2 separate regions of the Homo sapiens genome follow, and region 1 is linked to region 2. Evidence: chromatin contacts called from ENCODE Hi-C or POLR2A ChIA-PET data. All regions are on one chromosome and are shown on one strand. The core of a region is the stretch at or near the end of the contact, and the rest is flanking DNA. Distances in the headings are between cores, read along the strand shown. Region 1 overlaps LY86-AS1 (LY86 antisense RNA 1). Region 2 overlaps LY86-AS1 (LY86 antisense RNA 1).

Region 1 (5,778 bases), core at 1,857-4,356, 71 kb before region 2:
AAAACTCAGTGAGTTAGAACATCAGCCATTTCTTCTCATGAATCCATGGGTCAGCTGATCCATGATTTCCACTCATGAGAACTGGTCTTGGCTGATCTTGGCTGATCTTGGCTGGACTTGTTGCATGTGTGATTAGCAGGCTGGTTGTTTGGAGCTAGCTGTTCTGGGATGGCTTCAGCTGGGATAACTCAGCTCTGATCACTGTTATCTCCCGTCCTCCAGAAGCTTGTTCTCACAACAGATTTGGGGTTGCAAGAGGGAGCAGAGGCGTGCAAGACCTCTTGAGGCTTGGGCTTGCACCTGGTATGCTGTCATTTCTGCTGCAGAGTAAGTCACAAAGGCCGGCCCAGATTCAAGGGGTAGGGGAGTAAACTCCACCCCTTGATGGGAGGAGCTACAGAGCTACATTACAACAATGTGAATACAGGGAAAGACAGAGAATTGGGACCATTTTTTGGAAACAATCAACCTCCTATGAGGTCCTGAGACCAGGAAAGCTGAGGAGAGCAGAGGCTGAGCAGATGGAATATTGGCACTCAGACTGGCCTTGTGCAAGGTTCAGTGCAGTATGAGGGGCATGAACCAGGTTCATTTAAAGGGAATGGAACCCATTGGCCACCTAGGTGGAAGTGACACAATGTGGAGGTTAAGCTGGCATGATGTTAGAACAAACTCCTGTCTCCTTTTGCCCTCCAAACACTTGTGGGGACACATTGATTTAGTCAAAATGAGTCTCATTCAAAGCCAGGCAACACCTCAGTGTTGTGATTCTGTGAACAAGTTTTGAGCCTTTTCTTGCAAGAGTTTGTGAGTACAGAATAAGAGGGTGATCGGCCATTGCAACAGAGCCTGGAGGTAAAGCCTCACCTCTATCCCTGTTTTGGCAGGAAGCTCATGTTTCTTATGTGGAGCCAATCGAAGCATCATATGCTGTTTGGCATCTGCACACTGACCGGCTGAACGTGAATCAGCAATGTTGTGCAACTTTCAGAAAAACCAAGGAGTGTCCAGGGGAGAACTAACAGGAACGAAGAATTTAGCAGCCCAAGAGAGATTCTCGTGATTTCCAAATTAGCCAAAACTCACCAGAATGTTCAATTGCCCTCTGGCCATCACGTAACCATGTCGTAAGAAGTATACAGGGCCCAGGAAATGAAGGTGGGGATGCAGTCAGAGGAAAAAAGGCTCACAAGGAAAAAGCCAAGGATTTGAACAACTAGACTAAAAGAAGAAAGCACTGAAGAGAGACTAACATGATTTTTGGTATAAAAACGGCATTCATGGTGATAAAACAGGCCCCATCTCCATTGAGGAAAATAAGAGGAGGTGAGGAAGATGAAGCCACAGCACAGAATATTAAGGTTAGATTTAAAGGAAGAACTGTGACTGTTCTTAGGTGTTACAGAATTAGCTCTTTAGGAGAAGGAAATAGGTTGAGTACTTGAATAAGTGCAGTATGTCCATATTGATGCTTGATATGAAGGTTACCTGCAGAGCTACTGCATAAATGACTGTGAAACTTCCTTCATGAGGGTCTTTAAAATGAGATAACTGCTCTGAGGTAAGAGACTGAGGGTAAGATTAACTACCTGCTTGCATTAGTTTCGAGTCCTTAAAAATTGAATATCCACACGTGTTTGTGGGCCCCTGTGGTTTTTTAAACTGTTGTGTTTCATGTCTTTGCTAATCATTTCTAGTTTTAATAGTAAGGATTTCCTCTGTCTTGAATGCCAGGAAACAAGTTATTTCCATCCTGGTATTCATTGGATATTTGTAAGATCTTTATTCTTTTGAGGGGTCAGGCAGAGGATGGGCACCCAAGCGTGAACCTGAGAACTTTGCACGTGGGTTTTTCTGGAGCTCCTCACTGTAACGTGGCATTGTCCCCAAGGCCAGCTCCTCTTCCATGTGATTTTGCTACTCACACATGCAGCAATTACCATGTGGCATTAGCTGACCTTGCCGGGCACAGTGTTATTATTGTCATTATTTTTTCTTTTTTGAGACAGAGTCTTGCTCTGTCGCCCAGGCTGGAGTGCAGTGGCGCGATCTCGGCTCACTGCAAGCTCTGCCTCCCGGGTTCACGCCATTCTTCTGCCTCAGCCTCCCGAGTAGCCGGGGCTACAGGTGCCGGCCACCACACCACACTAATTTTTTGTATTTTTAGTAGAGACGGGGTTTCACCGTGTTTGCCAGGATGGTCTCCATCTCCTGACCTCGTGATCTGCCCTCCTCGGCCTCCCAAAGTGCTGGGATTACAGGCGTGAGCCACCGCGCCCTGCCCGGGCGCAGTGTTATTTGGGGCTGTTGACCTGAAGTAGGTCTGACTGAGATGCTTTGAGTTACAAGCACTGGAAGCAAATTCTGACGTAAGCAGGAAAGATGGTTCCATTTACTCATTTATAAAACAGACTGGGGTCCATGCTTGATAGAGAGAGGGGGAGAAACTTGCAGGCCAGTGAGAAAACTGGGAAAGGGTGGTGCTCCCACAGTTAACAACAAGCACATGGGTGTCAAGTACGAGACTACAGACAAGTGATAGGCAGTGTGAGGCTGGGGATGAATCAGCTCAATAGAGGCAAAGGCAATCAAATGTCAACTACCACCCTGTGAGCCGCGTGGGCAAAGGAGTCCTGATATTAAGGAGGCTAGGAACAAGCTGCTTGGTGTTTTAAGGTGAGGCGGAGAAACGCAGGTGCCTGTGGGCAGGGCCTGGATGACGACATTGCTTGGGTGTCTGAAGTGGGTGATTCATCAGGGAGCCACAGCTGTTTACAGCTGACCCATGTGTTAAATATTCATCGCCCAGAGAAGGGAAATGTGTTCCAGTGCCCCCAAGCAAAGCTGAGGCTTTTCTGTTTGATTAGAAGATAAGTAAAAAAATAAGATGACACATTTTCTCTTTCTCCTAAGTTCCCAGGGACTTTCAGTAAGTTGAGGTTACTTGCAGGGTTTGAATAAGGAAAAAAAAAATCTGTTTATTTGACATCACCTTTTTCAAAGTGTGTGTGTAGGAGGATGTGGAGGTGGGAACAAGGCAGGAGTCATTCATTTCTGATACAAAAGAACTGGGCTAACTTCCCAGAGCGCTGTGGTCTGGCTTGACTCTCTGGTACTTACGTAGAAGCACCTATGGAGGTGATTGAGCCATCTGATGACTGGTCTCAATGGAAGGTCCACAGGGGATGTTATGTTTATTAGTAGATGACAGATGGAATACCATTATAAGTGACCATAAAATATAGTCAAGAGCGGATGGTTGCCGCTCTTGGGGTTGATCTGAGAAATATCGAGGAAAGCCTACATTCTATACCTGAAATATTTGTCACTGATGAACTTTTCCATTTAGACTAATTTTTCAGATGCTTTACAATAATTTTTCAGTGATAGGCTGGGCATGGTGGCTCATGCCTGTAATCACAGCACTTTGGGAGGCTGAGGCCAGAAGATTGTTTGAGCCTAGGAGTTCTAGACCAGTCTGGGCAACATAGTGAGACCTTGTCTCTACAAAAAATAAAAACAAATATACAGCCAGTCACGTTGGCACACGCCTGTAGTCCCAACTACTCAGGTGGACTAAGGGGAGGGTTGATTGAGGCAGGAAGGTTGAGGCTGCAGTGAGCTGTGATCGCACCACTGCACTCCAGAGCCTGGGTGACAGAGTGGGACCCTGTCTAAAATAATAATAGTAATGATAATTAGTCAGTGATGATATATAATATGTATGTATGACTTTGAAGTATATATATATTCCTTTGAGTTAGACATTGTTGTCTCCAAATGATCTAAGAAAGCTTAAGTTACTGGCTTGGAGTCATGTAGATGAGGAATTGCAGAGGTGTTGTTTTTAATGGAGACATTCCTAATTCTAAGTTCTCTTATATTTATCTTACACCCTAGCCAAGAAGAAATTTACAAGAGGCAAGGTAAGGATTCTAAATCAGCAGGTGTCGGAGAGCAAAGTTCCCAAGAAGTAGAGGTGGCAAGACCCAAAGACAGACTTAGCCTCTTTAGCTATTTTTGCCTCCCTCCAAGCTTTGCACAGTGGGCTGGGGACACACCTCTGTGGCCTGGAAGAGGAGGTTTTTGAGGGTTCATCCATTGTACAATTTTATTAAACATCTACTTTGTACCAATCCCTGTTCTCATCACTGAGGACAGATTGAGGAGTAAGACACAAAATTTCTTCCCTCGTAAAGCTTTGGTTTCGGGTAGGGAGGTAAGGGTCACCCAGCCTTATGGCTTAACTTCTTGTGGCTAACTTCGAGCATCAGTGCCTTCTTTACTAAATTGTCAAGACTGAACAGTAAAGTCGTTACAAGGATGGGTTGGAATCCCCACTTTTCCACTCAATTTTCTTTGTGATAAAAGGTGACATAAAAATAACTAATTTGTCAGGAGAATTAAATAGGATAATGTAGGTAATGTGTTCATCACAGTGCCTGACATGCAGCGAGTGCATACCTATTGCTGTCATCATAATCACTTTAATATAGGATGCCAAAACCAGTAGCAGCAGGTTTCCCCCAGCAAATGGAGTTGAATTCAGTTGCCAAATTGTCCAAAACAAAGACCAACAGAGAATACCCTTCCTGGTATGGGATTACTTCAGGCTGCATGGGAGACAGACAGGGCTCTATCACATTCTCACCTCATTAGATGTGGCAGAGGAAGCAAAGTGCTCCAGAGTGACCCTGGAGCTGAGTCCTTGCAATTTTCTGGAAGCTCTTGTTAGAACGCATATGACATGCCCACCAGCATACCGGCTCTTGGAGGTTATGAAGCTGTGAAGTATCTCCTAATTATTTCTTTCAAATAAATGTGACCTATTTCCTTTTTTCCAAGAATACATTAACTATAGTCATCATGTTATACAATAGATCTCTTGAACTCATTCCTCCTGGGTAACTGAAATTTTGTATCCTTCAACCAACATCTCCCCAATCCTAAATATGCCCTATTTCTACTGTGGCAAAGTAAGGAAAATTGTCCGGTGAATGCCTGGAAGATCAATGGCCAGGCAGTGGGTTCACCAGGGTCAAGAGCCCCCTGTTCTCCAGTGGCAGGTCTTGTGCCCAAACTCAGCTTCCCGAGGACTGTGCCCCTTCCCTGCCCATGCAGCAGCTGAATCCAGCATCTTACAAGGTCTCCGGGTACAAATGTGAATGTTCTCTGACAGCTTTGCCTACAGCTGAAACATATAGGCAGATGGCAGGTGCTAACATTTCATCTAATCATTCCTCACAACCAAGGCTGTTTTTGACTCTCAATCTAAGAAGACAGGAAGGCAATGCCCCTTCCCCAGAGCACAGACGTGCAGTGTGTCTGCTCAAATACAGCTCTTCCTGCGATGATGACAGGATGGGTACTATGGTACTATGTGTCTCTTCTTGCCGATCTTGGCATCTAATTCCTCCTTTCACAAAGCCTGTTCTTTCACCTTTATCATACATCCTGGTGGGTATCTGCTTTTGCTCATTACTCTATTACTTCTCACTAGAGAGAATGTGTTCAAATGAGAGTCAAAGTGGCTACTAAAAAACATCTATGTGAACGTGGAATAAGAATCTATTTAAATAAATTCCCCAACATTCTTCATTCAGCAGCTCCTGATAACACACGGTTGAAAATAGTTTTCAGATAAATATAGGAAAGTAGTAAATTCAAGTAAAGAATGTAAAACTACTCCAGTCCTACTTTCCAGCTTAAATAAAAGCAGCGTTACCACTTAAGACATACTGTGTTTGCCTGTGCCCATGGTCCCATTGTAAGGAAAGA
Region 2 (5,747 bases), core at 2,767-5,266:
AAAACCATATCGTTGAATTAAATGGGAATATGATGAGAACCGCCATCTCTGCATGTTTTAAATCTTTGAGAGAGGTGCTATTCTCAGGTATAATCCCTCAGATGCAACATCACTTCGGATTTATTATCTTTGGTGAGGGAGAGAGAGAGTTTCAGGGACTCCCACTTGGCCTTGCCTACATTTATGGCTCTTACTTCGTAGGTCAGGAAACCAATATGAAGGTGCTGCCAGATGCTATGTGTATCTGTCTCTATTATGCAAGCTAGGACAAAGGACATAGACTCAGGGTGAACTCATGTGAGATGGGCTTTGACCAGGACTCCATTTATCTCCTGACATCTGTGAATCTCAACTCTAACAAGGTGTCAGGATAGTATTAAAGGCTTAATGGCATCTTAACAGTAGCTGTTGATCCATATCCATATCCTTATTCAAAAGCTGTTAAAAGATCTTTCTTCCCTTTCCACAGTTTATATTTACTTTGAAAAACAGCTATCAGTTCTTTGGGGGAAAGACTGGAGTAAGAGCTACTGATAATCCTTCTGTTATGTTGCAGGATCTTACCTCCAGGAGACCCCCCAACCCCTCAGATCTATGGATCTCAGTCTATACCCTCAATATGTATCCCCAGCAGGAACATTGACCTTCTTTGGAAGGAAAGGTATTATTCACCAAAAAAGTTGTAGGTTCTGGAAAATATGGAACAGCAGGAACCTTCTGGTTCCTGGTGAGTAACATCTTTCTTCCCAGAAAAGGGTCAGTACTTCTCACTATGACATGAAGAAACTTGAGCCTGTTCATTGGTCTAGTATCATATTGTAAGACATTTGTAAGGAGAAGCATGTCCATGGTCTCCAGGTAATGAGAGGTTACTTCTCCTCTGACAAGAAAGAAGTAGGCTTTTATGCAAATTCAAGTAAATTTGGGAGATTTAAGGTTCTCAAGTGTATCTACCCAAAGTTCCCCATTCCAGGTCTCAATGTCCTACCTCTTCTATATCAGACCTACACTTTAGTGTAGGTGGTTTATATCTCTAGCACCGTATAACCAAATATTGTGTCTGATTATTCATTACAGTTTGTCTTCCGGCCACAGGAGGTGTGGGTCCTTCTTGTAGACTTCTGTCATTCAAATTAGAGCTTGGAGTGATAGCTGTCATTTTATTCTTTCAGGGCTTCTGTCATTAACAAAGAGAAGCAGTACAATTATCCTTATAATAATAATAGTAATTATTATTATTTTTTGAGACAGAGTCTCACTCCGTCACCCAGGCTGGAGTGCAGTGGGTCAATCTCGGCTCACTGCAACTTCCACCTCCTGAGTTCAAGTGATTCTCCTGCCTCAGCCTCCCGAGTAGCTGGGATTACCTGCATGCGCCACCATGCCTGGCTAATTTTTGTGTTTTTAATAGAGATGAGGTTTCTCCATGTTGGCCAGGCTGGTCTTACCCTCCTGGCCTCAAGTGATTGGCCTGCCTCAGCCTCCCAAAGTGTTGGGATTACAGGCATGAGCCACCATGGCCAGCCATTGTTATAATGATCATTGCCTACATAAACTTCAAGAGCTAGAACTATTACAGAAGGCAATGTATCCCCTTTCATCTCTGCCCATCTCAATCCACCAAAGGTAAGAGTCTCACTATTTGTGATACTGTATGCCACCAGAAATGGGGTACTTGCTGCCATCTGTTTGGTAAGCAAGTGGGTTCCACAATCTCATCATGAAGATCTTCTTAGGACCACTTCTGGGACCATCTGATTTAAGTAAATGTAACAATTACCTTTTGCTGCATTATGAATCATCCCCATAATTAGTGGCTTTGAAAAGTAACCTTTTCTTCAGCTCAAGATTACATAGGTTGACAATTTAGGCAGGGCCTAGTGGGACGGTTCTTCAGGTTTGGGTTGGGTTACCTGTATGTCTATGATTGGCAATGAGTCAGTTGCAGATTAGCTTTGCAGATTTTGGCTAAGTGTTCTCACAGACAGTAACAGAAATGACTCGCACTGGCCCACGTAATGTCTCATTATTCTGCAGGCTAGTCTAGGCTTTTCAACATACAGAGGCTGAGTCCCAAGAGAGCAAGAAGAAGCATGTAACAATCATTTAGGCCTCAGCTCATATCACTTGCCACTGTCGCTTCTGTTGCTTTCCCTAAAGTAAAACAACTCACGAGATCAGCCCAGATTCCAGGAGTGGAGAAATGATCTTCATCTCTTTATGGGAGGAGCTGCAAAGTCACATTGCAAATATAGTGAGGGGGAAATTGCGGTCACTTTTGCCACGAATTTGTCAGAGTTGTATCCTCCCAGAGGCAGATCCGGACAAGGAATTGATCGCAAGCACTTAATATGAGAGGTGATTCTAAGGGGCACCAGTAAGGGTGCAGGTAAGTAAGACAGGGAATGGAGGGGAGTCCACACGAGGCGTGTTCATAAGAAGGTTATCACTGTAGGAAAGTGAACTCAATGCCACTGGATGCCTCTGGGAACCTATACAGAACCTGTGTCAGAATCGCCCATAGGAGGGAAAGGAAACTGAGGCATTTATACACCAGTTCCTCTCTGTCATTGTTTGAGGGCTGCCCCTGCAGGCTTTGACTCCCTAGGACTTCCGGCCCATCTGTAGCTGGCCATGCTTGCTTCGAGAGTCCCAGACGGCTACAGTACAAACCTCCGTGTATAAGGGAGTGGTGAGTGCCAGGGGATAGGGACTGAGCACTAATGACAAGGTGAGAACAGAAAAATGACCACAGGATTTGGCCACCTGATGGTCAGTGAGAACTTGACCAGAGCAGTTTCATTGGAGTGGTGGAAAGAGGTCTGTTTGAAGCAGGTTCAAGAAAGAAGGGAAGGAGAGGTGGAGAAAAAGGATGAAAGTCTTTTTAGTAGATTTCTGCAGTGAAGGAGAGTAGAGAAATGAAATGGGGTGGAATCTGAAAGGGGAGGGAAGGCAAGAGGAGGGTATTTTTTAACAATTGAGAGATACTGTAGGTAAATTGCACACAGACAGGAATGATTTGGCAGAGATGGAAAATGTGCTGCTACGAGAGGGAGAATGGGCAACTCTGGGAGTGTTGCTACTGGGGTGTGGGCAGGTGGTGGTTTAGACAGAGCATGCAGGAGTTCTTCTTGTTACTAAATATGGCATCCTCAAGAAGGCCTTTCCTGATATGCAATATAAGACAGATCTCGTCCACATTACCCTGTCCCATGTTGCTCTTTGTGCTTATCTCTATCTGAAATTATGTTGTTCATTTATTCTTTTATTGGCTTACTGTAATGTGAGCCCCATAAGAGCAAGTATCACCTCAGTCTTATTCAAATGCTTAGTCACATCGCTATCGCTTAGAACTAGACTGGATGTTATGGACACAAATGTTTGTTGAATAAATAATGAACTGATGAATGAATGAAAGAAAATAGCTTACTGGTGCCTTCTTCATATGATGGGATAGTTTTTCTGTAACAGGGTCAATTCTATCAGCCTTGGTCCCTGCCTAAGTGTGAGAGGCGGCAGTCATGTTGTATACCTGAACGACGATGGATCACATCTATATGCACGCTGCAGGGTCAACCACTTCCTTTAATTAGGAAATTTCACTTTTCAAATTGGGATCCTGGCAAAAGCACTTTCAGTGGAGTGATGGTGACAGAAGCCTGTTTGAAGTGGGAGAAAGAAAATGATCAGAAGGCTTTTGCCAACGAATATAGCAGGTCACTCCACTAACCCCACCCAGTTTGCCTTCCCTCTCAAATCCACCTGTTTCTTGATTTATTCCCTAACTCTCCCCAGCATTGTCCTCAACAAATAACTCAAATTCTGGCCTAAGTGAAAATTAATCCATTAATCTAATTGATTGATTGATTGCTTTGGGTTCTTTTTTTTTTTCTTTTTTCTGGTTACTATGTTTATTAGCCTTCCTGAGCAGAAGCAATTCCAATGCCTGTCTCCGAAGGGTAGTGGTACAAAAGGGAGAACCAGTCTCTCCTCCAGCTACGTGCCTGTGAACTCTCTGTGGGCGTGTGACATTACAAAAATAGAAGTGGCAGAGCAGTACTCTCAGCTACTTTGGATTGCAACACAGTGAAACGTAAAATTTGCTTTTGCAGTTGTTCTTTACAAAATGGTTCCCATTTAAATCATGAATGTTTTTCATTGTTTTTTCTTTCTTTTTAAAATCCATATTGGTTACTGAATAACAAGGTCAAGTTTGTTAATTCTGGTGGACTTGGCTGCAAGGTTGGCCAGTACTTACCACTATGTGAGCAGGTGCCCATCCTCCTGTTGAGAGCTTGCCTGCTCAATTACAGGGGCTAAAATGAATAGAATGTTGGAATGATTGACACCTAGTTGTGGACATTATTTTAATTTTCAAGTCCAATATTTTCCTATTTAATTCATGCTCAAAACAGTTCACTGGTGGTTCCGTGGAATTTAGCTTCTGATTTTGGTATATGAATCAGTATTTGCTATCAGTTCAAGATTTGGCACAGTGTTGCTTTTTAATATGATTAGAGTTTATAGTTTAAATCTAAATGTTAGTATTGAAATGAGTTTGCCTAACTAATGTAATAGGCAAATAGCTACTAGCCACATATAAAAGCTTGATTTAATATTTATTACATTCTGGAGATGAATGCTGTTAATTCTTAATTGTGTAGATGTGGATTATAAATATCATCAAATCCTCACTTTTCAGATTTTTGGCAGTAAATTATATTATAAAAACAAAGTTCACAACAAATGAGATACTGGATGTGCATAAAGTCTTGGTGTCCAGTATACATATTTGGAACATTCATATGGTTTGCAAGTGCTTGAATATTGCTTGGTCTAAATAAAGGATAAAGGATGCAGCCTTGTATGGGTAGAGAATATGACCTCGAATTCTAGGTCCAATCCCCTCACTGATAAGCTCTGTGCTCTTGGCCAAGTAATATTCGTAATCTTCCATTCCGAGCAAGCTCCAGTTTGCTCATCATAAAACAAGGCATAATCTAAATAAGTGGCCTTTATACTTTTCAGGATCATTTTGAATTGATGGCAGAAACTGTGTCCTATTCAATTTGTAGCCAATTGTTACAAATGTTATGTAGTTGTTTAATAAAAATATATTGTGTTAAATGAAACTGAAGACACCTTGAAAACTGTAAAGCAATATACACATAGAAATGGAATTGCAAAACGTGTTTAATTGTCTAATCCCTTTCTATTTTTTCCTCCTCCTCTTTATCTGCTTTCTCCTTTTCTACTCCAACCATTTTTCCTCTTCCTCTTCCTCTTCCTCTTCTTCTTCTTCTTGTTATAATAGAGAGTGAAAGAAAGAGCATTTTTTCCAGAGAAGCCTGTGTTTGCTCCCTGATATCCAGTACGAGTGCAATTCATGGCTAATGCAACTCATCCTGCTGGCTTTCTTAATTGTTTACTCCTTCACCCAATCATTTTCACTCACCAAACATTTCTGAGCATCTCTAGGGTACAGGTCTTGCTCTGTGGTTGATGTTAAGAGGTCAAGATGTGGCCCACATCTGTAAGCAGACTTGTTTTGGAGACAGGTGAGGAGAGCTGCTTAACTTTGGTCATGCACCATGGCCTGGCTGTTTAATCACAGAAAGGAAAAGTGAAATAGGAATTACTCTCCCTGACCCACATGTCCACAGCATTAGGAAATCAGGAGAATGGAGTACATTTTTCTCTTTCCATGGCAGTGGGCCTGTTCAGAAAGGCAGGAGAAATGCATAGAA

The links. Hi-C counts contacts between places; a loop is a spot of excess contacts on that map. ChIA-PET counts read pairs that join two places held with the same protein, here RNA polymerase II (POLR2A). Pooled maps may share reads with other maps.
Region 1: a loop to region 2 is called in a map of mammary epithelial cell, with 2.5 times the contacts of the local background. The contact joins two enhancer-like sites. A Hi-C loop is called at or near these places in 2 of 168 maps with a recorded cell type or tissue (mammary epithelial cell and tibial artery), 3 of 37 single-sample maps with no recorded cell type and 4 of 50 pooled maps. POLR2A ChIA-PET finds 5 or more read pairs at or near these places in 2 of 52 experiments (GM12878 and OCI-LY7).

What each region holds. Positions count from the first base shown.
Region 1 is chr6:6,464,484-6,470,261 of GRCh38, reverse strand. The region is part of intron 3 of LY86-AS1 (LY86 antisense RNA 1); the gene reads left to right. Among named protein-coding and RNA genes, the nearest start is that of LY86, 120 kb to the left of the region's middle. Within about 2 kb of position 3,106, at least 2 of the 41 ENCODE cell types and tissues checked have a DNase peak (open chromatin) inside an H3K27ac peak, as active enhancers do.
Region 2 is chr6:6,394,285-6,400,031 of GRCh38, reverse strand. All of the region lies in intron 4 of LY86-AS1 (LY86 antisense RNA 1), which reads left to right. Among named protein-coding and RNA genes, the nearest start is that of F13A1, 76 kb to the right of the region's middle. Within about 2 kb of position 4,016, at least 3 of the 41 ENCODE cell types and tissues checked have a DNase peak (open chromatin) inside an H3K27ac peak, as active enhancers do.